Linked DNA regions of Homo sapiens: region 2 is linked to region 1. A link is a loop called in an ENCODE intact Hi-C map of the cell type or tissue named here. Cell type or tissue: endothelial cell of umbilical vein. All regions are shown on one strand. Each heading gives the region's core, and the rest is flanking DNA. Links, peaks and the distances in the headings are about the cores only.

The links. Hi-C counts contacts between places; a loop is a spot of excess contacts. Peaks named below come from ENCODE experiments on the same cell type or tissue, not always from the same donor. Only the 100,000 strongest peaks of a DNase experiment are listed, where the experiment ranks them.
Region 2: a loop joins it to region 1, with 4 times the contacts of the local background. A loop is called at or near these places in 4 of 110 quality-filtered maps.

The regions. Positions count from the first base shown.
Region 1 is chr4:114,522-130,441 of GRCh38, reverse strand. It overlaps ZNF718 (zinc finger protein 718), which reads right to left and starts at 5,941. Exons shown (of 4, transcript NM_001039127.6): 1 at 5,769-5,941. The coding sequence starts at 5,771. It overlaps LOC124900641, which reads left to right and starts at 4,851. Exons shown (of 1, transcript XM_047416469.1): 1 at 4,851-7,238. The coding sequence starts at 5,194. The coding sequence ends at 5,670. RefSeq lists enhancers at 4,707-4,766, 5,027-5,226, 5,517-5,956. In endothelial cell of umbilical vein, for the core only: no CTCF peak of the experiment used is centred there; a DNase peak (open chromatin) is centred at 6,031; H3K4me3 peaks cover 1,784 bases; H3K27ac peaks cover 842 bases.
Region 2 is chr4:204,413-220,332 of GRCh38, reverse strand. LOC124900642 (zinc finger protein 141-like) reads right to left here and starts at 1,777. Exons shown (of 2, transcript XM_047416470.1): 1 at 1,555-1,777; 2 at 690-1,039. The coding sequence starts at 1,693. The coding sequence ends at 936. It also overlaps the pseudogene LOC100288172 and the pseudogene ZNF876P. In endothelial cell of umbilical vein, for the core only: no CTCF peak of the experiment used is centred there; a DNase peak (open chromatin) is centred at 7,732; H3K4me3 peaks cover 1,133 bases; H3K27ac peaks cover 621 bases.

The DNA of each region.
Region 1 (15,920 bases), core at 2,852-10,851:
AAAAACAGACAGGATCTGTGGGGAGGGCACACGTTATGGTTTCTCTTCAGACTGTCCATGTAATTCTACTGCAAGACTGGGCTAAGAGTCACTCAGCCAAGCATTGCCTCTAAGGTTCAAAATGCATATAAATTATTTGGTATTCAAAGCCTCACTGTAAGTAACAAAATTCTGCAGGTTTGAAAAGGGTCCATGAATTAGCTTCTTATTGCAAGTCTCCTGTTATTGCAAGTCTTCTTATTGCTGACACTCCTCCCCCTAGACCCATTATACCACTCAGCTAGAAAAAGCAGTCACAGCATGAGTCCCTCACTGCAACACCCTTATCACGACACAAATACTTTACATCCGAAGACAAGACCACCAATCATCATCTTGAAATACGGCATTCTCTGCAAGCCCTTTAATGTTTACAGAGGCGGAAGATGGTGGCAAGTCTGAGTAAGTCTGCATTTGAAAAACGTGTATATGCATCAATGCAATCTTTATAGAGCATGTACTATGTGCTCAGAAGTATGCCATAGAGCAGTGTGCTGGGAAGTTCACATTATGTGTGTTAATACTATAACATCCTGAAAAGTAGTCCCATGCTTCCCAGGATTTAAATGCAGGGCCCCAGCATTTCTATTTGTTCTTCTGTTTTCTTATCATTGTTTTTTTTTTTAAATGCGTAGAATAATAGCTCAATATAGAGAGACGGGACAGATACAGAAAGGAAGTGCTAAGTGCAATTCAGAGGAATTTTTTATTTTTGTGTTTGTAGTTATTATGAGACTTGTGAAAAAAACCACTGAAACTGCAGAGATGGGGAACAGGTTGCTGGATAGGATGTCTCTAGAAACACTGACTTTAATTTTATAAAAAAGAATTTAAGGCACAAAAGTATATTGCTTTTCCTCATTTATCTGCTTTTGGGTATCAGGAAATTGTGAGCACCAGCTCTGGAGAGGCAGTAGGGGTAGCCACCCCAAACTCTGATCTCCTCTAAGCAGTTCTGTGAGAGATTTCAGTGTGGGGTAAGACCTGGACAAGGTTCAGCAGAGGGTGGATCTGGGCAGAACTGGGACAGAAGGTGGGCCCTAGGCATCTGCTCTCTATGCCCGTAAGTATTTTCAGTTTTGTCTTTTCTAAGCCTGCCCAAGAGAAATTTGATTCCCAGAGTTTCTGTATCTTAATCTATTTTAGCTAATTCCCTATTTTATAACATTATAACACACAATAACAAGGAATTTAACCAAAACCCTTATGTTTTTCTAGACCAATTATATTAGAAGCTAATTATTTATTCTTAGCAAGGTAAAAACAACACAAATAATAACAACAATTTCTCTTCTGTCAATGAACAGCTGATCAGATGGTGGCATTAAAACTCACAAAACAATAAAAGGGAAGTAACACAAATTAAGCTTAAGTCTCCATACAGTTTCTGTCTTTGTACTGAACACACGATGCTGAATTCAATCATTTATTCATGTGCTCTAGACTGCAAGTTCCTTGATGGTAGGGACCATGACTGCTTTATGTCTTTTTCTAATGATCATATGAAATAGAAGCAATTAGCTTATTGATCAGTTTGAGTCTCCAGATTCCTCATTTTTCACCAAAGAACCAGAAAACTGGAGCAATTCTTATCTGGGTACAAACCAAGGAGATTCTTTCTGTGAGGGGAGGAACAAACCCTGCATGAGTCACTTATCTTCCTCTGAAATGGGAGCAGAATTAGACCTTGTCAGACTGACCCCAGTCTGCACATGACATCCTCAAATGTCTCATTACTCAAAGATGCTGAGTAATGATGCCCTCATAGTGATCCACGGAGGAGACACTCAGGCTGACTTTGTGTGGTGCAAACAGAAAATGGCGCTGTCCTGGTGGTCCTGCACATCTTGGCTCCAGATGTGATATCCCCTGTCCCTGATCAGCTAACTCTGAGGTAAGAAGAAGGACAAAAGTACTCTACTCCCATAACACAGTATAGAGGAGGAAGGTACACTTGTGATTATGGTTGTCATTAAGGCTCTGGATATTTTGTGGCCTTACCTCCCACTGCTAAGATGCTTGTTTACACTTAAAGATTCTGCCACAGGATTCTGTTCCCATCAGAAGCCTCTCACACAGCTGTAGCAGGTCACTGAACAAGATCTGGAAAACTCAAAGGGCCCCACTCTAAAAATGGGGCTTAAGATGTCTACATTGACCTCTCATGATGCAGAAAATGTCTTCTGTGAGTTTTTCGTATGTCTTCAACCCAAAGTCTGGTCCAGTGTTGGGAATCCCAGGCAGAGGCCAACTTTTGTATGCAGATTCTAGGTGGGATCAATGTGCCTCTACATTCTTAGGGGTTAGAGTAAGCAGAGTAAAACCAGAGGAGAGATCACCTCATGGAGGCTCCTTCAACACATTCTTAAGAATATTTTGACCTAAAAGGAAATACTGGGATAAACATAATATAAGTAGAGAGTTTTCTGGGGCCAAAGCTTGAAGACTGCAATCCTGGAGTATAAAGCTACCTGAATATACACTCCAATTACAAGTATATTTGTAAAGGCAAAAAGGAAGGCAGGATAGAAAGTTGTCAGGAATTCTTATTTACAGAAGTAACATTGGTTAGTGATTGGTTATATACATTGTTAAGCTATTGGGTGTGGATTATAGTGTCCAGTGTGGCATTATTAGGTTAATTTATAGCCACTTGTGCCAATAGCAAGCAATTTCAAAAGACAAATAGTTCAAAGACGGGAACAGTACATCACTGTGGTCTCATTTTAACCAGTCTCTGGGTCTGATCATTAAAAGAACATGTATTTCTCAAATAAAAGTTCTTTTCTTCTCTCAAATCCCAGAAAATAAATTCAGAATTTGGAACTGCACATTTAGGTCTTGGAGGGCTGGTGAGCTATGCACATTTGCGGGCATTTGGGCAAAGGGAGGAGGGAGAGAATTGAAGTTCTCAAGTTTAATCAATGCACATGTATGATCCTGGTTGGGTTTATGGGCCCCGTGATCTCTGAATCCGTGTCAGATCTGAAGATGACAGGAGCACTGAAGGAGGTGAAATAACTGATTGCTGTCCTGAAGTGATTTTTGTAGAAATCTAGTCTAACTGCTCTAGAAGGGACTGTAGATCCCAAATAGAGAGACTATTTTGTTTGCAGATTTGGGGAGCACCTTGCTGCACTTTGTCATACAATTGTGGGTTGTGGCTGGAATCCTGAGAAGAAAGGTTTTTCTCTCAAGTGAAGCCTGGTGGGCACTTTGTATATAACGTCCAGTACTTCTAAACAGTGCATGGAAAATATGACTAAAAGAAAAATTTTCAGCCAGGCACGGTGGCTCACGCCTATAATCCCAGCACTTTGGGAGGCCAAGGCCGGTGGATCATGAGGTCAGAAGATGGAGACCATCCTGGCCAACATGGCGAAACCCCGTCTCTACTAAAAATACAAAAAAATTAGCTGAGTGTGGTGGCGCGCCTGTAATCCCAACTACTCAGGAGGCTGAGCAGGTGAATCGCTTGAACCTGGGAGGTGGAGAATGCGGTGAGCCGAGATCGCACTACTGCACTCCAGCCTGGCGACACAGCGAAGACTCCGTCTTAAAAAAAAAAAAAAAGAGAAAAATTATCTCCAATCCTAAAAAAATTTTCCACCATAATAGAACAGCAAGAAAATGTTTTGTTATATAATTAAACCAAAATGTGATGTGCATCACAGGCAATCTACTAAGAGACTGCAAACACAGAAAAAAAGTCACCATTAGTTCTTAAGTAGAAGACTTGAAAGCACCATTTACACAGTTTATTATTTCACCTAGTAATTTGGGAGGTAATCTGGGTTTTCTAATTGGTAATATTCAAAAGAAAAATAAACTTCCCACATCTTCATGACAGGACGTAGACCCACAATGTGGAGCCAGGTACCTGCTGAAGGCAGCCTCCCACCCTCCTACAGAAACTGTGGGATATATTCTTGCTATTCACATTTCAAAGCAATAGTTCCCAAGTCCTAGATAAAGACAAGTCTGAGTCAAAAAAGACAAATGACCTATTTAACTGATAAAAATGATTTACATATATTTCAAAAACTGGTGAAAATAATTATAAAAATTTTCCACCTAAATGCTTTAAGAAAAGGGAGAAGAGCAAAAATTCTTCCCTCACTCTAAAGAGAAATCATTAAGCCTCTTCTAATTTGTATTTGCTCCTACAACAGCCAGGTCTAAGGCATGGTCTTGAATTCCCTAACGTCTGAATTCTTGTAGGCACGTAAGGGATGAACTTGGGCACACTGTATGCACAGAAAAGAGGATTTGTGGGGAAGGAAAAAGCACAAGACAGCAAGGAGCTATCAAGAGCCATGGGGTGGGGGCAGGGCACAACTGATGAAAGGACTGGTTTGTGCTACAGGTACAGGCCCAGGCAGGGCTACGCACTGACTGATTCCTGAGTCCATAAAGGCATAGGAGATTAAGATCAGATGGTCCAGAAGCCTGGGTTGGAGAAGGAAACGGGCTCCTGCTAAACAGATCTGGGGTTGAGATGAGCCAGGAGTCTTCTGGGCACTGCGTGTGCTTTTGGCAGAAAACTGTAGGAGCAAAACTGCCATGGGCACAATTCCTGAGGGTAGAACCCTGTCTTAGGCCAGGTGTGGCCGTGCGAATGCCCAGTGGGCGTGCTCAGGAGTGGGTTAGCATTGGGTGGGGGCTGGCAGCAGGATGCGGGGAAGGGATGTTTCTTAGAACTGCTTTCCTCTAAGTTCCCAGTCCCCTTTCTCCCCGGGAGGAGGCCTGGAGGAAGAGGACAGTGCCCAGCGGGACAGCGCCTGTGCAGAACCCGGCCGCGCCTCCTGCGGACACCAGGTGACTTCCTCCAACCCAGACTCGGCCATGTCTTTCTTCTGACAGAAAACTTGCGGAGTTTCCTCAACACCAGTCAATGCTCCAACCCCAACGGGGTGTCCAGCAACTCACTAACGACACCACCCAGAGTCAGCGCTGACCCCACAAGCTCAGCACTCTTCCCGCAGCTGCTCTCCTGCAGACGCCAGTCCCTGCCTCTGGACACCCGTCTTCATTTCTGAACCCCTGCCTACAAACCAGGGACGCCCACACCCTCCTCAAGTTCAATAATGTGGCAGAACTACTCACAGAACTAAGAGAAGCGCTGTGCGCACCGACACCAGCGTATTCTAAAAGATGCGAACAGACACCAGCGTATTCAGGAACAGCCACGCGGAGGAGGCGCACAGGGCAAGGGGACTGGCGGCAAAGTTGGCGCAGGCAGGTGATTTGCTTCGCTTCCTCACACACCTCACAAAAGCCTTTCCTTCAAGACCCGCTGGCAGTCCCCAAACCACGAGCCACGGCAGAGCTTTCCCATTAATAAGTCCTGTTTGCTCACATGAACTCCATGTTTTGATGGGGCCTCAATCTCATTCTGAACAGGGTAAAGTAGGGACGGGATTCCGGACCACAGCTCCTCCCACGCCGGCACCGCGCAGGCCGCCGCGGTGTCTTCCGGATGAGCTCCTACTCACTCCACAGCCCGGGGAAAGTGCAGGGCTACCGGCGCAGAGCTGCACAAGGAGGGCTGCAGGCTGGGCCAGAGCCGCTGTACGGGGACTGACAAGAGCGCGGGTCCCTCACCGGAGGGGACTGAGGACAGAGGGCTGAGCGGGAACTCCATTCACAGACTCCTCCCACCGCCGCCATTTCCCGCCGGTTCCGATGAGGCCTCCACAGCCTTGGGACGCCCTGCCCTGCACACTCACCATTTCCCGACTTCAGGAGTGTCCCAGAGTCTTAGATACGAATCATCCAATACCGGCAGGTCACAGAGCCACAGAGGCTGAGGCTGTGGCAGAATCACCGAGGCTTCCCTAAGGAGCGGGAGCAGAGCGATGAGGCCCTAACCGAGCTCTGGCTGGAGCTACAAGCAAAAGCCGCGCCAGATCCCGGATGCCGCACCCTCCTCTCTGCTGCGCGCCTCATTCGGCAGTTGTCAATCCAGCGCTCTAATTGGATAGAGCTGTAAGTCTCCCGCCTCAGGCCTTGAGTGACAGAAGTTGCAACCATACACAGCACTGAATGAGGCGAGAGTGACAGGCTCTGGCCTCCTGGTACTTTGAGGCAGGTTTTTTGTGTTTGTTTTTTGAGTCTGGCTCTTCTCGCCCAGGCTGGAGTGCAGTGGCGCGAACTCGGCTCTCTGCAACCTCTGCCTCCCGGGTTTAAGCGATTCTCCTCAGCCTCCCAAGTAGCTGGGATTACAGGTGCCCACCACCACACCCGGCCAATTTCTGTATTTTTAGCAGAGACAGGGTTTCACCATGTTGGCCAGGCTGGTCTTGAACTCCTGACCTCAGGGTATCTGTTCGCCTATGTCTCCCAAAATGCTGGGATTAAAGGCGTGAGCCACCACGCCCGGCCCAGGCTGGGGTGTTATCTCTGTGCTTGGCTTGGTACAGCCCAGTGGTCATTTTTTTAACCTTGTGGTATGTAAGGTTAGGTCCATTTATAATATAAATTATACACACACGCATGCATGCACGCACATGCACACACACGTACACATGCACGCGTGCATACACAAACTTGTTCACAAACGGAAACAATATAATGACAATTATTTTAATGTTTTATAACCTTTCTGGCCTCTGGTCTTTTGAGTAGGACACATGAGATTTTAAGAAGGAAGTAATCCTCTAAAAAATAAAATGTTAGCTATTAGTGAATTTTCAATTTTTTATTAGCCACATCGAAAATAATAAAAACAAGTGAGATTGTTTGTGATAATTTTAGCCTACTATATCCAAAATATTATTGTTTTAATATGTGATCAATATATAATTGAGAGGTGAAGCCAGCTGGACTTCCTGGGTAAACTGGGGACTTGGAGAACTTTCCTGTCTTACAAGAGGATTGTAAAATGTACCAATCAGCACTCTGTAAAAACGCACCAATCAGTGCTCTGTAGCTAGCAAGGGGATTGTAAAATGCACCAATCAGCACTCTGTAAAATGCACCAATCAGCAGGATCCTAAAAGTAGCCAATTGCAGGGAGGATTGAAAAAAGGGCACTGTGATAGGACAAAAACGGAACACGGGAGGGCACAATTAAGGGGAAATGGGAGGTGGAATAAAAGCTGACCACCCCAGCCAGCAGTGGCAACCAACTGGGGTCCCCTTCGATGCTGTGGAAGCTTTGTTATTTCCCTCTTCAAAATAAACCTTGCTACTGCTCACTCTTTGGGTTCGTGCTATCTTTAAAAGCTGTAACACTCACCACAAAGGTCCGTGGCTTCATTCTTGGTCAGCAAGACCACAAACCCACCGGAAGGAACCAACTCCAGACACATAATTAGGAATACCTATATTTTGCCAGGCGCTGTGGCTCACGCCTGTAATCCCAGCACTTTGGGAGGCTGAGGTGGGTGGATCACGAGGTCAGGAGATCGAGACCATCCTGGCTAACATGGTGAAAGCCCGTCTCTATTAAAAATACAAAAAAATTACCCAGGCGTGGTGGCGGGTACCTGTAGTCCCAGCTACTCAGGAGGCTGAGGCAGGAGAATGGCGTGAACCCGAGAGGCAGAGCTTGCAGTGAGCCGAGATTGCACCACTGCACTCCAACCTGAGCGACAGAGCAAGACTCCGTCTCAAAAAAAAAAAAAAAAAAAGAAGTAAAGTATATTTCTGGTATAATTATTCTAAACTCACTGTGCATTTTTTGTTTGCAGCACATTTTACTTCAAACCATCCACATTCCAGGTACCCAGTAGCTACATATGGCAGGTGGCTGCCACATTGAGTGCAGACATGAGGGTTCTGACCTCAGGGAATTGAGGGCCTGAACACGTCTTTTCTGCTGGAAGTGAGGGAACAGCCTCTCTACCAACTTTTCTCCTCAGGATCAAGGGTGGGTGGGACAGAACCCCTAGAGAGAGCAGGGGCTGCAAGCTGAGAGTGTCCACGTGAAGACCACGGTCTCCCAGTTGCTGTTTTGTAGAGATGTGGTGGTCTCCTCAGTTCAGCCAGGTCTAGCCTCTCATCCACGACCAAGAAGAATGAAGCATGGCAATACCAGAGAGTGAGTTTGGCAGAGTAGGATTTATTAAGCAAAAGGAAAGCTCTCAGCAGCAAAAGGGGACCTGAAAGCAGGTTGCCTGAAATGGGCCTAATTTCTTTTTTCTTTTTTTTTTTTTTTTGAGACAGAGTATTGCTCTGTTGCCCAGGCTGGAGTGCAGTGGTTTGATCTCAGCTCACTGGAACCTCTGTCTCCCTGGTTCAAGTGATTCTCCTGCCTCAGCCTCCTGAGTAGCTGGGATTACAGGCACCCACCATCATGCCCAGCTAATTTTTTGTATTTTTGTAGAGATGGGGTTTCACCATGTTGTTGGCCAGGCTGGTCTTGAATTCCTGACCTCAAGTCATCCACCTGCCTCTGCCTCCCAAAGTGTTGGGATTACAGGCGTGAGCCACTTCATGCATCCGAGTTCTGGGTCTTTTATGGGGCAAGAAAAAGGAAGTCTTCTGGGGTTCTGCCTAAATGGGAGGGGTAAGTTCCCCACTAAGGGTATTGCATCTGTGCATGCCTGGGGTGGGCCACAGTGACTCCATCTTAGTTATTACCCATGAGTGCCTAAGCAAAAACTTGGAGAAATGGGGGAAGGGGTGTGCTAAAACAACAATGCTAATGTCGTGTGTACGATATTCTAATAAGCTGGGTCAAGTTTAGGACATTTAGGTTGATTTATTGCGCCTGCACCTAAGTTGAAAAAATCCCTTCTGAGCAACATCCTGGCATAAGGAAGTTGTTAACCACATTTCTTCCTGCTAGCTACAGGGGCAGTGCTGGTGCGGTCCTGTGGGTGTTTTTTCTGTCCCAAAACCCTCCCTCTCTATCTGCCTAACCAGCCTCTGACTGCTTCCTCTCTCAGAGGTTTGTTTTCCTTTTAAATATCAGACAATAAACAAAGAATGATGGGGCTCCAGTAGGAGAGAACACAATGTCTTCAGATATCTTCGCAGCCTTGACCTCCAAAGTTTAGATGTAGAGGGAATGGATTAAAGGCAAACTTCTTGTTTCTTATTTATCTTTGGACCTAATTGTCAGGCTGTAACTGTGTGTTTTTCTCCTGTGGCGTGGGGCATGCTGTGAGTTTAAGCACCGATCACTTGCATCCACATCTACCTGCACTTCTGTTCCAGAAGGAAGGCCGTAAGTGTGAGTTGTCCAGATCCTTGGCATTTTGAACAAAGAATTGAACAAAACGCAGAAAGTAACAGAGGAACAAAACACCGGAAGAAGCAGCAAAAGTAGAAATTTATTAAAGTGAGAAGGCACTCCACAGGGTGGGCGTGGGCTCGAGCAAATGGCTCAAGGACCTGGTTACAAAGTTTTCTGGGTTTTAAGTACAGCTTTTGGGGTCCCTATTGGCTGCCCCTTATCTGGATGAAGGATTTGGTCTGTGGCTAATTAAAAACTGACAGGAATTGACATCCTATGCAGATGAAGGGATGGCGTGTGCTTAGCCTGTGGCCACTCCAAGGCACTCTCCCTTTCCGTCTGAGGAGTGGTGGAACGGGGTGGGTTGTAGGGAGAGTAGCCTTTGATCCTTTGCCACTCTGGTGTGGGGGGACGGGTTCTTTTTCTTTCGGTTTAGCTGTTGGAAGTTGGCCTTAACTGGTCTTAGGTTCCCTGCCCCCAGATCTTGGTGTTTTTTCTTTTAGGAAGTCAGCACAAATTGGCCTTAAGTTCCCTGCCTCTACACCCTATTCTCCTACCTCACTTCTGAATAACTGAATACCATCTTACAACAAATCTATTAAATAAAGGGAAAATAAAATCAATACTTACAGGGTGCCGAGCGTTTGCAGGTTATTTGTAATCAATCTGTCCTGGCATCCTGTATTTAATGGGTATATATATTACTAAGCTATAACTGCATAACAAACAATCTCAAAACATACTAGCTCATGATTGAGGTGGTTGGAAATTTAGGCTGGGCTCAGCAAGGCTATTCTGGGCTCAGTTTGGCTCCTTCAGGCATGAGTGTTCAGCTGCTGGTGAATTAGGTGGCTCTGCTTCTGGGAGTGAGCTGTCTGTAAACTGGGGCACTTTGGCTTTTCTTAGCATGCTATTTTATCCTCCAGAAAGTTAAATGGGCTTGTTCTAATAGAGATGAAAGGGTTCTGAAAAACAAAACGAAGCATTTAAAACTGTTTGAACCTAGGTACCAAACTGACATACTGTCATGTGCACAGCTTTGGCCAGTGCAAATAAGGCAAGAAAGAGTCAAGGTTTGGGAAGCAGAATCTGTCTCTTGATGGGAACGACTATAAAAGCCACTGCCAAGGGCATGAATACAAGAAGAAATTTTAAAATATTTGTCTTTTTTATTTTTGAGATGCAGTTTTGCTCTTGTCACCCAGGCTGGAGTGCAATGGCATGACCTGAGCTCACTGCAACCTCTGCCTTCTGGGTTCAAGCAATTCTCCTGCTTCAGCCTCCGGAGTAGCTGGGATTACAGGCACATACCACCATGCCTGGCTAACTTTTTCTATTTTTAGTAAAGATGTGTTTCCCCATGTTGGCCAGGCTTGTCTCGAACTCCTGACCTCAGGTGATCCACCCACCTCGGCCTCCCAAAGTGCTGGGATTACAGGTGTGAGCCACTGCGCCTGGCCAAAAAAAATTTGTCATTTATGCAATCAATTTTATTATGCCTTTTCTTGCAGATGAGGTTTATATAACTGCCCCAAAGCTACTAAGCAGTTGGCTGGGACTCAGGATCTACTTTGCCTGAAAGCAAGAAACATCACTCTGTCTACCTTCCAATATACTATAAGGCTATAGTGACCAAAATAGCATGGTACTGGTACAAAAACAGACACACAGACCAATAGAACAGAATACAACACTCAGAAATAAACCTGCACACCTACAGCCATCTAATTTTTAACTAAGCTGGCGAAATAAGCAATGGAGAAAGCACTCTCTATTCAATAAATGGTGCTGGGATAACCAGCTACTCATATGCAGAAGAGTAAAACCAGACCTATACCTTTGGCCGTATACAAAAATTAACACAGGATCAATTAAGGATTTAAATTTAAGACCTCAAACTATAAGAATGCTACAATGCCACCTAGGAAATATATTTCTTGACATTAGCCTTGGGAAAGAATTTTTGGCTAAGTCTCCAAAAGCAATTTCTGGAAAAACAAACATTAACAAGTGGGACTTAATTAAACTGAAAAGCTTCTGCTTAGCAAAAGAAACTATCAACAGAGTAAACAGAAAATCTATAGAATGAAAGAAAATATTTGCAAGCTATGGATCTGATGAAGGTCTAATTTCTGGAATCTGTAAGAAATATAAACAATTAAACAAGCAGAAAACAAATAAACCTATTTTAAAATGTGCAAAAACATGAACAGATATTTATCCAAAGAGAACTTACAAGCACCAACAAATGTGAAAATATGCTCCACATCACTAATCATCAGAGCAATGCAAATCAAAACCACAGTGAGATATCATCTCACACCAGTCAGAATGGATATTGTTAAAAAGTCAACAAAAGACATATGTTGGTGAAACTGTGGGAAAAACAGAAAACTTATACACTCCTGGTAGGAATGTAAATCAGTTCAGCCACTGTGGAAAGCAGTTTGGAGATTTCTCAAAGAACTTAGAACTACAATTTTACCCTGCAATCCCATTACTGGGTATTTATCTTTAAAAAATTATTCTACCAAAAAGACACATGCACTCACTTGTTTATTGCAGCACTATGTGCAATAGCAAAGACATGAAATCAACGTAGTAACCTATGAGTGGTAGGCTGGATTTTAGAAATGTGGCACATATACACCGCAGAATACTATGCAGCCATAAAAAGAATAAAATTATGGGTTTTTTTGCTGCAACATGGAAGCAGCTGGGGGCCATTATTCTAAACAAATTTATTCAGAAACAGAAAATCAAATACTGAATTTTCTCAGATATAAGTGGGAGCTAAACGTTGGGTACTCATGAACATAAATATGGCAACAATAGACACTGGGAACTAGTAGATGTAGGAAGGAGGGGAAGCAAGTGTTGAAAAACTGTTGAGTACTATGTTCAGTACCTGGGTGACAAGATCACTCATACCCAAAACAGCAACATCACACAATATGCACATCAAACAAACCTGCATATGTACCCCCTTAATCTAAAATAGAGTTGAAAAACAAGTTTACAGTACCAACCATGCACCATAAAACTTATCATACTTCCACAAAAAAATATATATAAAGCATCTTGGTTTAAAAATCTATAAACATATACAGTTGGAAGCTAAAAAATAAACAGTTGGAAGACCTAATGCATATTCTCTCTTTTATACAAAATGGTAAACATTAATTTCCACAAAGCAAATGGCTATAACAAAATCCAAGCACCCTTTTCCTCTGAGTCATGGCTCCTGGAAGATGAGGCTGTGCATGAAGATGGGGCTGTGCATCTTTTCTCCTGCGTCCCAAAATAGATCCATCAATACAGCCACCTTCAGCTCCCCAAGGGGTACCCCAAGAATCACATTCTGTTGCTATTACACTGCCAGAAGTGAGGAGCCCACTGAATAGCCAGCCCCAGGACTAAGGCAGAGTCAGCAAGCCCTGAGGGACAGAGGCAGGAGGCAGGCAGCAGCTGGAGGGAGAGAGAAGAGGTACAAAGACCCATAACAAGCCTTCAGCCTGATTTTGATACAAAGCCTGCTGAAGTCACCCTCTTCTTCTTTACATCCAAGAACTACTTCAGATGACTCTTCACTGTCTTTATAATTTAGCTCCTTCTCTGAGAGCTAAACTGAGTATATGGGAAATGTAGAGAGGGTGTTTTAAAAGAAAATGTTCCACACAACTCTTGGGGTCACAAATGGCTGTTAGAGAAGAGGATTTGAAGGTTCAAATATCCTCAGTGAAATAAGCATTGCTGGTATGAAATAATCACCAGCGTGTGTACCACCCTCTCACTGCCTCATTGACTCAGGCTGGTTGTATGAATATTTTCCTTGACTCAATTCTTTACACAGGATGCTCCTTGAATAATCCATTTGGAGACTCCAGAGAAATAAAAACAGGGCTGCGGTTTCTCTGTAGGCCACTCTGCATCTAGGCGAATCTTTCCAGTATTCTATTTTCTCTCCACCACTCTGTGTAAAAGGGTCTCACCCTGCACTTCCCATTTTGCTTTTACTATGGGGAAGTTCCCTCTCAATCTTTGTTTTCCACAAAAAGCCCATGTCTCATATTCCATTTTCTGAACCCTCAGCTTAGTCAAGTCCACTTGAATTTTTACAAAGAATGTCTTAGTGTTATAAAGAAATCTCTTTAAAATGTGAAAGTCATCTGACATGAGTGCGGCAGAACTCCACTCCAAACAAAGTGGATTTTCTTCCTCTGGCCGGGCCTGCAGCCTCTTTCCTCAAAACCTTTACAATGCTAGGATTCCCTTGGAAATCCTAAGACTCTTACTTGTTCCCTCCAATGAAGGAAAATATTGTTTTTCATTTGGCATGGAGACACAGAGAAAAGAGGCGGAGAGAAAGGTCATGGGAAGTGAATACAGGGTAAAGTAAAGGCATCTATGCACAAGCACAGTGATCATGTTCTCACCAAGGGCAACACACATGTTCAAAAAACCAGCAGAAGGTTGGAAGGCCTAACACATCAAGATACAGAAACCTCAAATCTTCATCTTATGCAAATTAGAAATTGCAGAAGAAAAGATTAGTGAACCACAAAAACTATTCAAAATGAAACAGAGAGAGAGAACAAAAAGAATTTTTAAAATCCAGAGTGCATCAGTGAGCTAGTAGTACAATAACTTGAAGCTCCCTAACATATATATACATATATATATATATGATAGCAGTCCCCAAAGGAGAGGAGAAAGAGGAGGGGATCAAAAATATATTTGAAGAAGCAGCCAAAAAATTAGCAAATTTGGTAAATTATGAAAAGTTCAAAGTGCAAGAATTGCAAAGAAAATTATGACACATCACAATAAAATTGCCCCAAACCCATGATAAAAAGTCAACATGCTCTAAATAATCCATGGGTCAAAGCAGACATCAAAAGGAAAATCAGAAAGTATTTTGAACTGAATGAAAATAAAAACACTAAAGTTTGTGAGCTGCCTCTGAAAATGAGCTTGGGGTAAATTTATATCATTAGTAATCATATTAGGGGAAAAAAAGGTCTAAATCAATGACCTAAGCTTTAAACTTAAAAATTTAGAAAAAGTAAAATTAAACCCAAAGAGAAAAGAGAAAATAACAAAGACCAAAACAGAAATCAATGAAATAGAAAACAACACACACACACACACACACACACAGAGAGAAAGGTCAATAGAATCAAAGCTAGTTTTCTAAAAAAAATTAATAAAATTGATTATCCTATATCTAGACTAGTCAGTCAGGGGAGAAAAGAGAACAGGCACAAAATAACAATATCAAGACTAAAAGATGTGACATAGCTACAGATGTTCACAGATGTAAAAAGGATAAGGAAATAGTCTGAACAGCTTTATGTCACTAAATTTTAGAACTTAAAATACATTTGAGACACAAACTACAAAAACTGATCCAAGAAAAAAAAATCTAAATGGCATGTATTTATTTTAAAAATTAAATTTCTAAAAAAAAATTAAATTTCTAGTTAAAAACTTGCTCACAAAAACATCTCCAGGTCCAGATCACTTCACTTTGTGGTCTCTAGATGAAAACTTTTAAAAGAAAACTTTTATGACAATGAATTAAGCAAAGATTTCTTCCATAAGACATGAAAAACACAATGCGTGCAATAAGAAATTAACAAATTAGATTTTATCAAAAAATTTAAAAACTTTTAATTTTTAAAATATAAGCCATAGACTGGGAGGAAGTAGTTGCAAATCATATATTTGATAAGAGACATGTTTCCAGAGTGTATACGGAAAAAACTGATTTTTAAAACTGACCAAAGATTTGAATAGGCCTCACCAAGGTGTTACAGGAAAGGGGTCCTGATCTGGACCCCAAAAGAGGGTTCTTGGTTGTCCAGCAAGAATATGGGGCGAGTCCATAGAGTAAAGTGAGAGCAAGTTTATTAGAAAAGTAAAGGAATGAAAACTGGCTGTACCACAGGCAGAGATGGGACATGAGCTGGTTCTACTGACTATACTTATTTCTTGATTGTATGCTCAACAGAAGGTGGATTATTCGTGAGTTTTCCTGAATGAGGAAGGTTCCTCCCCCTTTTAGATTATATAGAGTAACTTTCTGACGTTGCCTTGGCATTTGCAAACTGTCTTGGTGCTGGTGGGAGTGCCTCTTAGCATGCTAATGTATTATAATTAGCATATAATGAGCAGTGAGGATGACCGGAGGTCACTTTCATCACCGTCTTGGTTTTGGTGGGTTTTGGCTGGCTTCTTTACTGCATGCTGTCTTATCAGAAAGGTCTTCATGACCTGTATCTTGTGCTGACCTTCTGTCTGATCCTGTGAGTAAGAATGCCTCACCTCCTGGAAATGCAGCTCAGTAGGTTTCAGCCTCTATTTACCCAGCCCCTTTTCGAGATGGAGTTGCTCTTGTTCAAATGTCTTTGACAAAAGAAGATATACAAATGGCAAATATGCACATAAAAAGATGCCCAACATAAACAGTAGTCTGTATTTGGAAGCAACAGAAATAAGGAAAATGCAAACTAAAACCAAAATGAGAAATTACTCTCCACATATTAAAATGGCTAAAATGAAAATGGCTAACCATACCAAGTTTATATTATCATGTGGAACAACTGGAACACTCACACTGTTGGTGGGAATGTAAAATGGTAAAACTACTTTGAGAAAAAAATTGGGAGTTTCCTAAACAGGTAAATGTTCACCT
Region 2 (15,920 bases), core at 4,011-12,010, 89 kb before region 1:
ATTATAATTTGAAAATTTACACATCTAGAGTTTAAATTACAAATCTCAGTTTATACTAAATCAATAACATTTTGAAGTACAATCAACAATACATTTTTCATATTTAGGAAAATGCTTATCATTCTTATAAAATTGCTAAGAAAGAATTTTTGTAGAATTACATTTGCAACAGGATTAAAAATCACTAAGCAGAAAAGGTGCAACATCTGTCCCTAGTGTTCCTGGGATTTCTGAACCAAATTCCAATATGTCCACTACTTGCCTTACATATTTAGGCATGATACAAAATCAATATTTGAAAAAAATACGTTAACATAGAGCTCCTCAATAACACAATTATTCCTATATTTCCAAAAGCAATGGAACAGCAGTGAGATCATGCAGCCCCTTATAAGTGATAAAGTAGACATTGGCTATCCCTGTAAACTTGAAGGGAGATCTCTAAAGAAAAAAGAGGGCTGGGTGTAGTGGCTCATGCCTGTAATCCCTGCATTTTGGGAGGCCGAGGCAGGTGGATCACCTAAAGTCAGGAGTTTGAGACCAGCCTGGCCAACATGGCAAAACCCTGTCTCTACTAAAAATACAAAAATTAGCTAGGTGTATTGGCAGATGCCTGTAATCCCAGTCACCCAGGAGGCTGAGGCAGGAGAATTGCTGGAACCTGGGAGGCACAGGCTGCAGTGAGCTGAGATCACACCACTGTACTCCAGTCTGGGTGACAGAGCAAGACTCCATCTCAAAAAAAAGAAAAAAGAGAATTTTTAGAAGATTTAACAGCATGGGGCTGAAGATGCCCCTATTTGTGAACATGAGAAAAAATGCAGCCTTTTCAGAAATTATTTGCATTGAAGAAGTGCTTTCCAAAGTACATTTTAAGGCCTGACTTCCTTCATCACCTTTGGTCCCCTTGCCTGTGTCCTCTCCTTCATTCACTCTCACCTACCTGGGGCTTTGGCTACTGTCTCATGTGTCTTCCCATTAAAGGGCTCTTTTCTTTGCTCCAAACAGGTGATCAGGTCTGAGTTAAAGAGAGCAACACCTGTTTTATTTAAAAAATAAGATAAAATAACGTGACTACTGCTGAAGATTCTCCAATTACCAACCTAGTACTATGCTAAGAAGAAAAGAGAAATTATGGAAGATTCTAAAAAATTAATCCAAAAATTGTTTCCTGATAGGCTCTTTAGAATATTTAAGTGTTTCAAATCTGTGGGTTCTAAGTTCCACTACCCAGTACTACTGAATAAAAAAAATTGGTAAATTGGTACAAATTGGATTTTAAGATGTGGAAAACGATATTTTACAACACTGAATTTATAAAATTACCACTAATCTAGAGTGAAGGACAAAAATTCCCTCAATAAAAGAGAAGGTTTAGGTAAAGATGAAACATCTTAAAGATTTTTTTTACACCAGCAGACTCCCAATTTTTTCATGAAGAAACAAGGTGAAATTAATTCACGCAAAGCAGAAGCTCCCAAGAAACATTCTACAAAGGAAAAAAAATAAAACTCTGAGGGAATATTAGGAATTACACATGAAAGTTATCCTCACCCAGGGAGACCAGGTTTCTATAGTTCTCCAACATCACATCTCTATATACATTCTGCTGGGCAGGATCCAGACATTTCCACTCTTCTGGGGAGAATTCTATGGCCACATCCCTGAATGTTAAGAGTTCCTGAAAACACATATTTATCAAGTGACAGAGTTCTTTTTTTTGAGACAGAGTCTTGCTCTGTCACCCAGGCTGGAGTGCAGTGGTGCCATCTCAGCTCACTGCAAGCTCTGCCTCTCAGGTTCATGCCATTCTCCTGCCTCTGCCTCCCAAGTAGCTGGGACTACAGTTGCCTGCCACCATGCCTGGCTAATTTTTTTTTTTTTTTGTATTTTTAGTAGAGATGGGGTTTCACTGTGTTAGCCAGAATGGTCTCGATCTCCTGACCTCGTGATCCATCCTCCTCAGCCTCCCAAAGTGCTGGGATTACAGGCATGAGCCACCACACCCGGCCAGTGACAGAGTTCTTAAATTGACTACAGGAGAAATGAGTTAAGGGAGCTAGTTCTGACTGTAATTATCTGATAAAATAACTTTCAACACAGTCATGTTCTCTAAAGTATTCTATAACTCTTAGGAAAAATGATGGCACGCGAGCAATTACTGTTGCTGCAATGGAAATATGGGCTACACTGACCTGCTGCTACCAAAACCAAGCAGAGTAGACCCTGTGACTTCCTGGAACAAAGGGTAAACTCACCACTCATTAAAGTATCTGGAAGCCCTCATGCTTGACCCTGCCCTCACTGTAGAATCATGTTTTAGTTTAAAAAACAGGGATGTTTCCACCCAGAACAATAGACAGGATCTGTGGGGAGGGAACAAGTGACTGTTTCTCTTCAAACAGTCCATGTGATACTATTAGAAGACTCAGCTGAGAGTCACTTAGCTAAGCACTGGCTTTCAAGCTTCAATGTGCGTATAAATTATTTGCTATTCTAGGCCTCACTGTGACAAAATTCTGCAGGTTTGAAAAGGGTCCATGAATTATATAGCTTCTTATAGCAAGTCTCCTATTAATGCTGATATTCCTCCCCCTAGATCCATTATAGTACCACTCAGCTAGAGTAAGCAGGCACAGCACACAGGGTCCCTTACCCCAACACAAATACTTTTCATCTGAAGACCACCAATCGTCATCCTGAAACATGGCATTCTCTGCAGGCCCTTCAAAGGTTACAGAGGCTGGAGATGGTGGAAACGTCTGAGTAAGTCTGCATTTGAAAAACATGTGCACATGCATTAATGTGATCTTTATGGAGCATGTACTATGTGTGCAGAAGTATGTCACAGAGCACTCTGCTGGGAGGCTCACAGTATGTGTGTTAATTCTCATAACATCCTGGGAGATGGGTACTAAGTGTCCCGTAATTCCTAGGATTTTCCCCATTTATCTGCTTTTGTGTTTCAGGAAATTGGGAGCACCAGCTCTGGAGAGGCAGTAGGAGTAGCCACCCCAAACTCTTATCTCCTCTAAGCAGTTCTGTGAGAGATTTCAGTGTGGATTAGACCTGGACAAGATTCAGCAGAGGGTGGATCTGGGCAGGGTTGGGATAGAAGGTGGGTCCTAGGCTTCTGCTCTCTAGGCCACTAAATATTTTCAGTTTTGTTTTTCCTAAGCCTGCCCAAGAGAGATTTTATTCCCAGAGTTTGTGTAATTTTAATCTATTTTAGACACTTCCCTGTCTATATTACAACATACAATAAGAAGGAATTTAACCAAAACCCTTATGTTTTTCTAGACCAATTATATTAGAAGCTAAATACTTATTCTTAGCAAGCTAAAAACAATACAAATAATAACAACTTCTCTTCTGTCCAGAATAGCCCTTCAGGTGGAGGGATCAAAACTTACAAAATAACAAAAGGGAAGTAATGCAAATGAAGCTTAAGCTTCCTATGCAGTTTCTGTCTCTGTACTGAACACATGATGCTGAATTCAACCATTTATTCATGTGCTCTGGACTGCAAGTTCCTTGATGGGAGGGACCACAACTGCTTCGTCTCTTTTTCTAATGACCATATAAAATAGAAGCAATTAGCTTATTAATCAGTTTGAGTCTCCAGAACCAGAAAACTGGAACAACTCTTATCTGGTTATGAACCAATGAGATTCTTTCTGTGAGGGGAGGAACAAACCCTTGATAAGTCATTTCTCTTTCTCTGAAATGGAACCAGAATTAGACTTTCTTGTCAGACTGACCCCAGTCTGCTTTGGACATCCTCAAATGTCTCAAATAACTCACTGATGCTGGTGAGAGTGTCCTCAGTGACCCTGGGCTGAAGCCCCCCATAGTGATCCAGGCAGGAGAGACTGAGGCTGACTTTGTGGAGTGCAAACAGAAAACAGAACTGCCCTGGTAGAGCTGCAGATCCTGGATCCAGATGTGATGTGCACTGTCCCTGATCAGCTAACTCTGAGACAAGAGGAAAGATGAAAGTACTCCAGTACCCCAGTATACAGGATGGCATACTTGTGATTATGGTTGTGATTATGGCTCTGTATATTTTGTGGCCCTGACCTCTCACTGCTAAGGTGCGTGTTAACACCTACAGATTCTGCCACAGGATTCTGTTCACACCAGAAGCCTCTCACACAGGTGACAAGACCTGGAAAACTCAAAGACTCCACTCTGAAAGTGGGGTTTAAGAAGACTATGTTGACTTTTCATGATGCAGAAAATGCCTTCTGTGAGTTTTCTGTATGTCTTCAACCCAAAATCTGGCCCTGTCTTGTGACTCCTAGGCAGAAGCCAGCTTTTATGTGCAGATGCTAGGTGGGATCAATGCGCCTCTGCATTCTTGGGGATTACAGCAAACAGAGTAAAACCAGAGAGAGCCTCTCATGGAGGCTCCTTCAACACATTCTGAAGAATATTTCGACCTAAAAGGAAAAAGCTGGGGTAAATAAGTAGAGAGTTTATTTGGGCCAAAGCTTGAAGATTGCAACCTTGGGGTATATAGCTGCCCTGAATATACACTCCAATTAGAAGCAGTTACAAGTGTATTTTTAAAGGCAAAAAAGAAGGCAGAGAGGAGACTGATACAAAGTTGTTAGACATTCCTATTGATTTATAGAATTAAAATTGGTTAGTGGCTGGCTATATATGTTAAGCCACAGAGTGTGGGTTATAGTGTCCATTGTGGTATTATTAGGTTACTTTATAGCCACTGATGGCAATAGCAAGGAATTTCAAAAAACAAATAGTTCAAAGAGGGGAACAGTAGGACTGTGGTCTCATTTTAACAAGTCTCTGGGTCTGATAATTAAAAGAACTTGTATTTCTCAGATAAAAGTGCTGTTTTTCTCTCAAATCCCAGGACATAAATTCAGAATTTGGAACTGCACATTTAGGTCCTGGAGGGCTGGTGAGCTATGGACATTTGTGGGCATTTGGGCAAGGGGAGAAGGGACAGAATTGAAGTTATCAGGTTTAATCAATGCACATGTGTGATCCTGGTTGGGTGTATGGGCCCCATGATGTCTGAACCAGTGTCAGATCTGAAGATGCCAGGAGCACACACGGAAGTGGAATAACTGATGGCTGTCCTGAAAAGTTATTTTTGTAGAAATATAGTCTAACTGCTCTAGAAATGACTGTAGATCCCAAATAGAGAAACCTTTTTGTTTGCAGATTTGTGGAGCACTTTGCTGCACTTTGCCACAAAATTGTGGATTGTGGCTGGAATCCTTAGAAGGAAGGTTTTCTCTAAAGGGAAGCCTGGTGGGCACTTTGTGTATACCATCTGGTAATTCTGGACAGTGTTTGGAAAATATAACTAAAAGCAAAATCATCTCCAATCCTAAAATACTCTCCAAAATAATATTAGAGCAAGATAATGATTTGTTATTTAATTAAACCAAAATATGATGTACATCACAGGCAATCTACTAATAGATTGCAAATACAGAAAGAACGTCACCGTTAGTACTCAAGTACAAGACATGACAGCACCATTTGTCATACACAGTTTATAATAACGTCAACTAATTTGGGAGGTCATCTGGGTTTTCTAATTGGTAATATTAAAAACAAACAACAACAAAAAAACAAACACTTCCCATATCTTCATGATAGGACATAGTTTTGAAATGTGGAGCCAGGTACCTGCTGAAGGCAGCCTCCTACTCGCCTACAGAAACTGTGGCATAGGGTGTATATTCTTGCTATTCGCATTTCCTAGCAATAGTTCCCAGGTCCTAAAGACAGTTTTGAGTCAAAAAAGACAAATGACCTAGTTAACTGACAAAAATGATTTACATATTTTTCAAAGAAGCAGAGAAAATGTTTAAATATAAAAGTTTTCAAACTAAATGCTTTAAGAAAAGGGAGAAGAGCAAAAATTCTTCCCTCATTCTAAAGAGAAAGCATTAAGCCTCTTCTAATTTGTATTTGGTCCTACAACAGGCAAGTCTAAAGGCATGGTCTTGAACTCACTAACATCTGAATTCTTGTAGCACATGAGGGATGCACTTGAGCAAACTGTGTGCACAGGAAAGAGGATTTGTGGGTAAGAAAAGAGCATAAGAGAGAAAGGAGCTATCAAGAGCCTTGGGTGGGGGCAGGGCAGGATTGATGAAAGGACTGGTTTGTGCTACAGGTACAGGCCCAGGCAAGACTACGCTCTGACTGATTCCTGAGTCCATAAAGGCAGAGGAGATTAGGATCAGGTGGTCCAGAAGCCTGGGTAGGTGAAGAAAACAGATTCCTGCTGCAGATCTGGGGTTGAGATGAGCGTGGAGTCTTCTGGGCACTGTGTGTATTCTTAGGAGAAAACTGTAGGAGCAAAGCTGCCATGGCCACAATTCCTGAGGGTAGAACCCTGTCCTAGGACGCGTGTGGCCATGCGAATGCCCAGTGGGCGTGCTCAGGAGCGGGTTAGCATTGGGTGGCAGCCGGCAGCAGGGTGCGGGGAAGGGATGTTTCTCAGAACTCCTTTCCTCCAAGTTCTCAGTGCCCTCTCTACCCGGGAGGAGACCTGGAGGAACAGGACAGTGCGCAGCAGGACAGTGCATGTGCAGAACCCGGTCAGGTCTCCCGCGGACACCTGCGACTCCCCCCAGCCCAGGCTCAGCCATGTCTTTCTTCTGACAAAAAAACTTGCGGAGTTTCCTCAACACCAGTCAATGCTCCAACCCCAACGGGGTGTCCAGCAACTCACTAATGACACTACCCAGAGTCAGTGCTGACCCCACAAGCTCAGCGCTCTTCCTACAGCTGCCCTCCTGCAGACGCCAGTCCCTGCCTCTGGACACCCGTCTTCATTTCTGAACACCTGTCTACAAACCAGGGGCGCCCACACCCTCCTCAAGTTCAATAATGTGGCAGAACTACTCACAGAACTCAGCGAAGCGCTGTGCGCGCACACACTAGCGTATTCTAAAAGATGCTACTCAGGAACAGCCACGAGGAGGAGGCGCACAGGGCAAGGGGACTGGTGGGCAAGTTAGAGAGGGCGGGTGATTTGCTTTGCTTCCTCACACACCTCACAAAAGCCTTTCCTTCAAGACCCGCTGGCAGTCCTCAAACCATGAGCCAAGGCCTGCGCTGTCCCGTTAATGAGTCCCCATTTGCTCACATGAACTCTTATGTTTTGATGGGGCCTCGATCTCATTCCGAACAGGGTCAAGTAGGGATAGGACCCCCCCGGACCACAGCTGCTCCCACTCCGGCATCGCGCACGCGACGCAGGCGTCTTCCAGATGAGCTACTCCTCACCCCACAGCCCGGGGAAGGTGCGGGGCTGCGGGCGCAAAACTGCACAAGGAGGGCTGCAGGCTGGGCCAGAGCAGCCTTGCGGGGACCCCGACAGGAGCGCGGGTCCCCCGACAGGAGCGCGGGTCCCTCACCGGAGGGGACTGAGGACCGAGGGCTGAGCGGCGGCAGCGGGGACTCCGTTCGCAGACTGGGTACCGCTGCCGCCATTTCCCGCTGGTTCCGATAAGGCCTCCCCGCCACGTCGCCTCCGGACGCCCTGCCCGGCACACTCACCATTTCCCGGCTTCAGGGATGTCGTAGAGTCTTAGCTACGAATCATCCAATACCCGCAGGTCACAGAGCGACGGAGGCTGAGGCTGTGGCCGAATCACTGAGGCCTCCCTGAGGGGTGGAAGCAGGTCGGTGAGGCCCTAACCGAGCTCAGGCAGAAGCCTGACGCAAAAGCGGCGCCAGATCCCGGATGCCGCCCCCTCCTTTGCCTGATTGGGCAGTTCTCAGTCCAGCGCCCTCATTGGATACAACTACTAGCTCTACGCCCTCAAGCTTTGAGTGACAGAATTCGAGTGACAGAAATTCGACCATACACTTAATGAGGCAAGACTGACAGACTCGTGTCTCCAGGTACTTTCAGGCAGGGCTTTCTGTGCTAGGCCTGGCTCTGTTGGGGGTTCATTTTTAAACTTCTGTTGTGTGAGGTTACGTCCGTTTATAAATTGTGCACGCACGCGCACGCACACACAGACACACTTGTTCACAAACGGAAACAATATAATCACAATTATTTTAAAATTTTAGATCTCATAACCTTTCTGGCCTCTGGTCTTTTGAGTAGGACACCTGAGATTTGAAGAGAGAAGCAAGTCTCTAAAAAATAAAATGTTGGCTATTTGTGAATTTACAATTTTTCATTGGCCACATCCAAACTAATAAAAATAAACAAGTGAAATTGTTTATGATAATTGTAACCTATTGTATCCAAAATATTATTGTTTTAATACATGATCAATATATAATTAGAAATAAAGTATATTTCTGGTCTAATTCTTCTAAACTCACTGTGCATTTTTTGTTTGCAGCACATATTACTTCAAACCAGCCACATTCCAGGTACTCAGTAGCTACATATGGCAGGTGGCCACCACATTGAGTGCAGCCATGAGGGCTCTAACCTCAGGGAATTGAGGGCCTGGACACCTCTTTTCTGTTGGAAGTGAGGGAACAACCTCTCTACCAACTTTTCTTCTCAGGCTCAAGGGTGGGTGGGACAGTGCCCCTAGAGAGAGCAGAGGCTGCAAGCTGAGAGTGTCCACGTGAATATCACGGTCTCCTAGTTGCTCTTTGGTGCTGGTGTGGTGGTCTCCTCAGTTCAGCCAGGTTCAGGCTCTCGTCCCATGACCTGGAAAAATGAGGCACATGGACACCAGAGAGTGAGAAAGCAGAGTAGGATTTATTAAGCAAAAGGAAAGCTCTCAGCAGCAAGAGGGGACCTGAAAGCAGGTTGCCAGAAATGGGGCTGAGTTCTGGGTCTTTTATGTGGCAAGAACGAGGAAGTCTTCTGTGGGTTCTACCCAAATGGGACGGGTCAAGTTCCCCACCAAGGGTGTTGCATCTGCGCATGCCTGGGGTTGACCACAGTGACTCCATTTTGGTTATTACCCATGAGTGCCTAAGGGAAACTTACAGGGGAGAAGCTAAAACCACAATGCTAATACCATGTTAATGACTTTACAATGAGCTGGGTGAAGACAAGGAAATTTAGGTTGATTTATTTTGCCTATGTCTAAGCTGGGATAGTCCCATCTGAGCAACATCCTGGCATAAGAGGAAGTTCTTAACCACATTTCTTCCCACTAGCTACAGGGGCGGGGCAGGTGCAGTCCCACAGGTGCTTTTCCTCTCCCGAGACCCTCCGTCCCTATTTTCCTAACCAGCCTCGACTGCCTTCTCTCTCGGGGGTTGAGCTGGTTAGAAATTTAGGCTGGGCTTAGCTGGGCCATTCTTCTGGGCTCAGTTTGGCTCCTTCAGGTGTGAGTGGTCAGCTGCTGGTGAATTAGGTGGCTCTGCTTCTGGGAGTGAGCTGTCTGTAAACTGGCGCACTTTGGCTTTTCTCAGCATGCTATTTTATCCTACAGAAAGCTAAAATGGGCTTGTTTTCATGGACATGGAAAAATTCTGAAAAAGATAACAGAAGCATTTAAGACCTTTTGAGCCTGGGCCCCAAACTGGCACACTGTCATATGCACAGCTTCGGCCTGTGCAAATAAGGAAGATTCAAGGTTTGGGAAACAGAATCTGTCTGTTGATGGGAACCACTATAAAAGCCATTTCCAAGAATATGAATACAATAAGAAAAATTTTTTTAATTTCTGTTTTTGCAATCAATTTTGTTTTGTCTTTTCTTGCAGGTAAGTATAAAACTCTCCCACATCTACTAAGCAGCTGGCTTGGACTCAGGATCAACGTTGTCTCTGAAGCCCATGCACCTCCATAGACCACACTACTCAGCCAGGTTTCCTGGTCCTTCAAGGGGCTAAAGAGTTACATTTCTGAAATAGAAGCAAGATTTTTTTTTGAGAATCTCATTCCATCCATCCAGTACTCTTCACCATTGGAAATAATTCACTCCAGGGAATGCTTCTGAAGTCTCTTGGAAAAACTGGAAATGATTTGAGGAAATGGCTAAGCATTGAGTGTAGGAAATTAATGCCCAACATTACATTTTAATTTCTTATCATAGGATAAATATGAAAACACCTATAATGCACTCCACATATCTGCAAACCCTTTGTGTCATTATTCTGTATTGGTAGGATACTTGTGATTTATTTTATTTTATTATTATTTTTTTTTTGAGACGGAGTCTCGCTCTTTCGCCAAGGCTGGACTGCAGTGGCGCTGTCTTGGCTCACTGCAAGCTCCGCCTCCTGGGTTCAGGCCATTCTCCTGCCTCAGCCTCCCTAGTAGCTGGGACTATAGGCACCCGCTACCACACCCGGCTAATTTTTTTTTTGTATTTTTAGTAGAGACGGGGTTTCACCGTGTTAGCCAGGATGGTCTCGACTGCCTGACCTCGTGATCCACCCGCCTCGGCCTCCCAAAGTGCTGGGATTACAGGCGTGAGCCACCGCGCCCAGCCTGTGATTTTTAATACAGACTAAATCAACTTACTGTGCCTGAAAAAACTTTTGCTCTGAAGGCAAGTGACATAGAGATAGAGCTGCTGATATTTTTCCCTGTTGCAATTTAGCCAACCAGCAGAGTATGTTTTGAAGGGCCAAGATGTTTTCTAAGACCCCCATCTAGGAGCAGCTATATGGCAAATGCCTAGAGCACACATAGAAATCACACACAACCAATGCATTCCTGACCCTGAATCAATGCTTCTCACCCTTGGGTGCACATTAGAATAAACTGCTGTGCATGTGGGTGGTGTTGTTTAATGTTCCCAAACCCAAGTTGCAAGGGAATAATTAAGCCAGAATCTCTAGAGTGAGACCCAGGCAGCAGTGTGATTTAAAGCTCTCCCGGTGATTACAATATGCAACCATACTCCAAAATGTCTGCTGTAAACCAACATCTTTCAGAGAACCAGTTGAAAATATTTCTCAAATTAATGTAAAACGTGTTTGCTGTTGAGTTGTGGCCTTTCAGTCTTACTCGTATTACCCATATTCTATCCTTTGCAAAACTGACCTCTGCTACTTGTTTTGTTCCTGATTCAAACCAGTTCCACACATACTGAGTGCACACTGTGTGCAGCCCACTGTGCTATGTGAATATTGTTGTGGAGGAAGGACTTTGCTGTAAGAAATTTACATTCCCCAAAACTAAAACCATGTTACTTACTCAATTGAAATAAAAAATGAAAGACTGAGGGGGACGCCCAAGGGTCAGGACATGAGTAAATACCTTGGAATATTAGTATCCATCTCATGATGCCTGAGTGTAAATGCCCCACTTTCAAACAAAACAATACCAAGCATTGCTATTATTCTGAAATATTAAGTTAGGATTAAATAATATTTAAAATTTTATTGATGTATAACACGCATACAGAAATATATGCACAATAAAATATTAATGTAATGCTCAATAAGTTGTAACAAAACTAATACATTGCATAACTATAGAATAGAACTACCCCTGTTTTTGCCCACAAACCACTTCCTTTTTTCCTCCTCCCCAAACCTAATCATGATCTTAAGAGCTAATGCTATAGTTTTTCTTTTTATACAAGTGTTTTATTAGAGAATATTTTAACTTATACACAATAACCAAAATAGTATAATATGGGGGAAAAAAAGAGAGATCAGACTGTTACTGTGTCTATGTAGAAAGAAGTAGACATAAGAGACTCCATTTTGTTCTGTACTAAGAAAAATTCTTCTGCCTTGAGATGCTGTTAATCTGTAACCCTACCCCCAACCCTGTGCTTGCAGAAACATGTGCTGTGTCAACTCAAGGTTTAATGGATTGAGGGCTACGCAGGATGTGCTTTGTTAAACAAATGCTTGAAGGCAGCATGCTTGTTTAAAGTCATCACCACTCCCTAATCTCAAGTACCCAGGGACACAAAACACTGTGGAAGGCTGCAGGGACCTCTGCCTAGGAAAGCTAGGTATCGTCCAAGGTTTCTCCCCATGTGATAGCCTGAGATATGGCCTCATGGGAAGGGAAAGACCTGACCATCCACCAGCCCAACACCCATAAAGGGTCTGTGCTGAGGAGGATTAGTAAAAGAGGAAGGCCTCTTTGCAGTTGAGATAAGAAGAAGGCATCTATCTCCTGCTTGTCCCTGGGCAATGGAATGTTTCAGTGTAAAACCCAATTGTATATTCCATATACTGAGATAGGAGAAAACCGCCTTAGGGCTGGAGGTGAGACATGCTGGTGGCAATACTGCTCTTTAATGCACAGAGATGTTTACGTATGTGCACATCAAAGCACAGCACCTTTTTCTTAACCTTGTTTATGATACAGAGACATTTGTTCACATGTTTTCCTGCTGACCCTCTCCCAACTATTACCCTATTGTCCTGCCACATCCCCCTCCAAGATGGTAGAGATAATGATCAATAAATACTGAGGGAACTCAGAGACTTGTGCTGGCCTTGGTCCTCCGTATGCTGAGTGCCAGTCCCCTGAGCCCACTTTTCTTTCTCTATACTTTGTCTCTGTGTCTCTTTCTTTTCTCAGTCTCTCATCCCACCTGACCAGAAACACCCACAGGTGTGGAGGGGCAGGCCACCCCTTCAGTATAAGATGATGCTCAGCCTCAACATCTACTAATTATGCCCTATTTCTGTTTAATTTCTACTTCAACTCATTCCCTATCCCCTCTTTATTGTTGTTTTTAGTTATTTTTGTAAGATAAGATGTATATGCATTGAAACATAGTCTTTACTGTACATTTTTGACAATCAATATATCTATATATTCTTTTCCCTTTCATTTATAGAATTACTGCCAGTTAAAATTATCAGTGTGCATGTGAATCACCTGAAAATATTATTTGAAATCCAAATTTTGATACAATGTATCTGGGTTTTGCCTGAAAAACCCAGTGTCCTGTCTAGACCAAGGGTCGTGGGTTGAAGCAGGGCCTGAAGGGTGTGCTAGCAACATCACCTTGCCCTTGCCTGACCCCACCCTCACCCACCTGTGACTCACCTCTGGGGCCAGAGGCAGGGAGGGGAGGGTCATTTTGGCAAATGAGGGGTCTGTGCCATGCAAAGATTCTTGCCCCTTTAGAAATGAGCGAGGGTGAAAACATCATGGCCTCCAGCATCTACATGCACATCTCCCCTGAGCCCACATGGCCACCAAGAGGGCTGCTGATGGCCTCTTGTCCCCCAGTAAATTGCCCCACCTCCAGATGGACCACAGCAAAGTCAAGGGAAATTCTGTCTGGTCCTTGTTTCTGCTTAGCCACTTCTGAGCTCTGTAGCCTTGCACAGGCCTTTGCCCCTCTCTGAGCCTAAGTTTTCCACCATATGATGGGGATATTTACACAAACCACACACACAATGAAGGTGAAAAGAGAGAACAGGCAAAATGACCTCATCTGCCAGGGAGTCAGTGCTCAGATAACTCTCATGCTCTGGGGTGGAATATTTCTTCAGAGACAAAGAGCTTGAGGATCCAGGACCTGGGCCTGCCACTGACCTGCTCTGTGACTCTGAGACAGTGGCTTCCCTTGTCTGAGCTCAAATTCCCACTGGACAGGCTGCTCTAACCTTCTGTGTCCCTGGGCTGGGAAGGGAGTTAGTCCTCCCCACCTTGTAGGGGAGCCCTTGACCATGGTTGAATGCAATCTGGCCCCACTGTCCTGCCTCATTGGAGCAGTGGGAAAAGGTGAACACAAAACCCAGACCCCACTGATCTGGGAACAGGCTCTTCTTGAATTTGTCAGGGACCTTCAGGAATTTGTCACCAGTTAACCAGCCTGTGACTCTGTCCACAAGCTGCCCCTTCTGCATGGATGCTGCTGTCCACTGCCACTCTAAGACACCTCTGATGCCTTCCCATGGAAGGATTCTTACACACATGCACACTCACACTCACACACACACACAAAGTCACATACACACAGTCTCACACACAGTCTCTCAGTCTCACAGACACACACACAGAGACACATATGCTGTCACACACATAGCCACACAGTCTCCCACACCACCCACAGAGTCACACACACGCACTCATGCAGTCACTCACTCACACATGAACTCACACACACACTCATACCCACACACAGTCACACAGTCACACACAGTCATACACAGTCACTGACGCAGAGTCAAAAAAACACAGTCACACATACACACAGTTCATACATACACACAGTCACACACAGGATCACACACATACATCGTCACACACAGTCACACACAATCTCACACACAGTCACCCACACACACACAGTCACACACACAGTCACACACAGTCATACACTCACAGAGTCACACACACAGTTACACACACACACACACGGCCCATACTTCCTCCAGGCTCACAAATCGCCCCTCCACAAACCCTCCCTTCACGGCCACAGCCTGCATGCCAACATCAGTCCGTCCTCACAGAGCTGAGTTGGGTGTGCAGCCCTCCCTGACGTGGGAAAAGCAGGTTTAGGGGAGTCAGTCGCGCATCCCCAGTGCCCTACAGGCCTCACACCGGCTGGGGCAGTGACCCTGGATGGGGAGCGCTTTGGTGTGGGTCACCATTGCTGAGGACACCCTCCTTGCCAGGGAGTGGGGTCCTGGGGGTCCTGGGGGTCTGGGGGGCGGGTCTCTGACTGCTGTAAACAATAGGTTGGTGGTGTCCACGCAGCAGGCAGCAAATACTCAGGAAGTGAGCGTCCTGTCTTTGGCCTCAGCTTTGTGTCTGTAGAATGGGGGTGAGGGGACTCAGGACTCGGAGCGCTGTCGGGTGGGGCGAGGTAGGATGAGAGTGTGTCTCCCTCCCCAAGCTCACCCAGAGCTGTGCGGGGTGGGATGGCCCCAGGATCCTTGGTTCCAAGCAGCTCCTGGTGGCCCGCCACCCCCACCCTGGCTGTGCTGCACAGCCCTAGTCCTCATTGGCCCCACTGCACAGTCGCTTTGAGGTTGGCCGGGGTCTGCCCTGCGATGGCGATGCTGCAACTGGGGTGTTGCCAGGGCCACCAGGGGTATTGGCAGGACCTGGCAGTGGCGGCGAGGACTTGGATTCCGGAAAGGTGGGAGGGCCGTGCCCCTAGCCCAAGCCCCACCTGGACTGGCCACTGTCAGCCAAGCCAGGGCCGGGGCGGACAGCATGGGCATTGAGGGCAAAGCTGGGACCACACCCCTGGGTGACCCCGAGCTGCGGAGCCCCGCAGGGTGGAGCTGGGTCTGGCCACACAGGCAGATGGCATCGCGGGTGGGCCAGAGCCCAGGACGCACCCAGGAGTCCAACCTCATGGCACTGCACAAGCTAGGGAATGGGGCTTGGGACAGCACCAAGGCCGCCCCAATGCCAACACTCCCGGGAGACCCCATGGGCTGCCTGTGGAGAGGCTGGATAAGTGCATTAAGTGATCAGAAAAGTCACTGGCTGGCTCTGTTCATGAGCAGAATGCTTTCAGAAAAGTTTATGCTCACACAGTGCTTGGACAGCATTTGCGTAGTTTGGCACTTACTTGTCTGCTTGGGCAGATGCTCATATGCTTACACAGAATGGATATTGTGATGGTGGAAAGTCAGTTGATGCTACAAATACAAATTACAGAATCATGAGTTACTTTTAACAAGCAGAGGTGAAGGATCTCCTTCTGCAAGTTGGCTGGTGCTTGAGGTATATTCATTCAATGTCTTTGATTCACATGGACATGAAACCGGTAATATTTCCATGTCTCAAACCTCAATCCCCAATGCAGCCTCTGAAGAAGGGGATGAAGATGAATGGGGGTATTGGTCCATTTTCAGGCTCCTGATAAAGACATACCTGAGACTGGGTGATGTATAAAGAAAAAGAGGTTTAATGGACTCACAGTTCCACATGGCTGGGGAGGCCTCACAAACATGGCAGAAGACAAAAGGCACATCTTACATGGCAGCAGACAAGAGAGAATGAGGGAACCCAGTGAAAAGGGTTTCCCCTTATAAAACCATCAGATCTCTCAG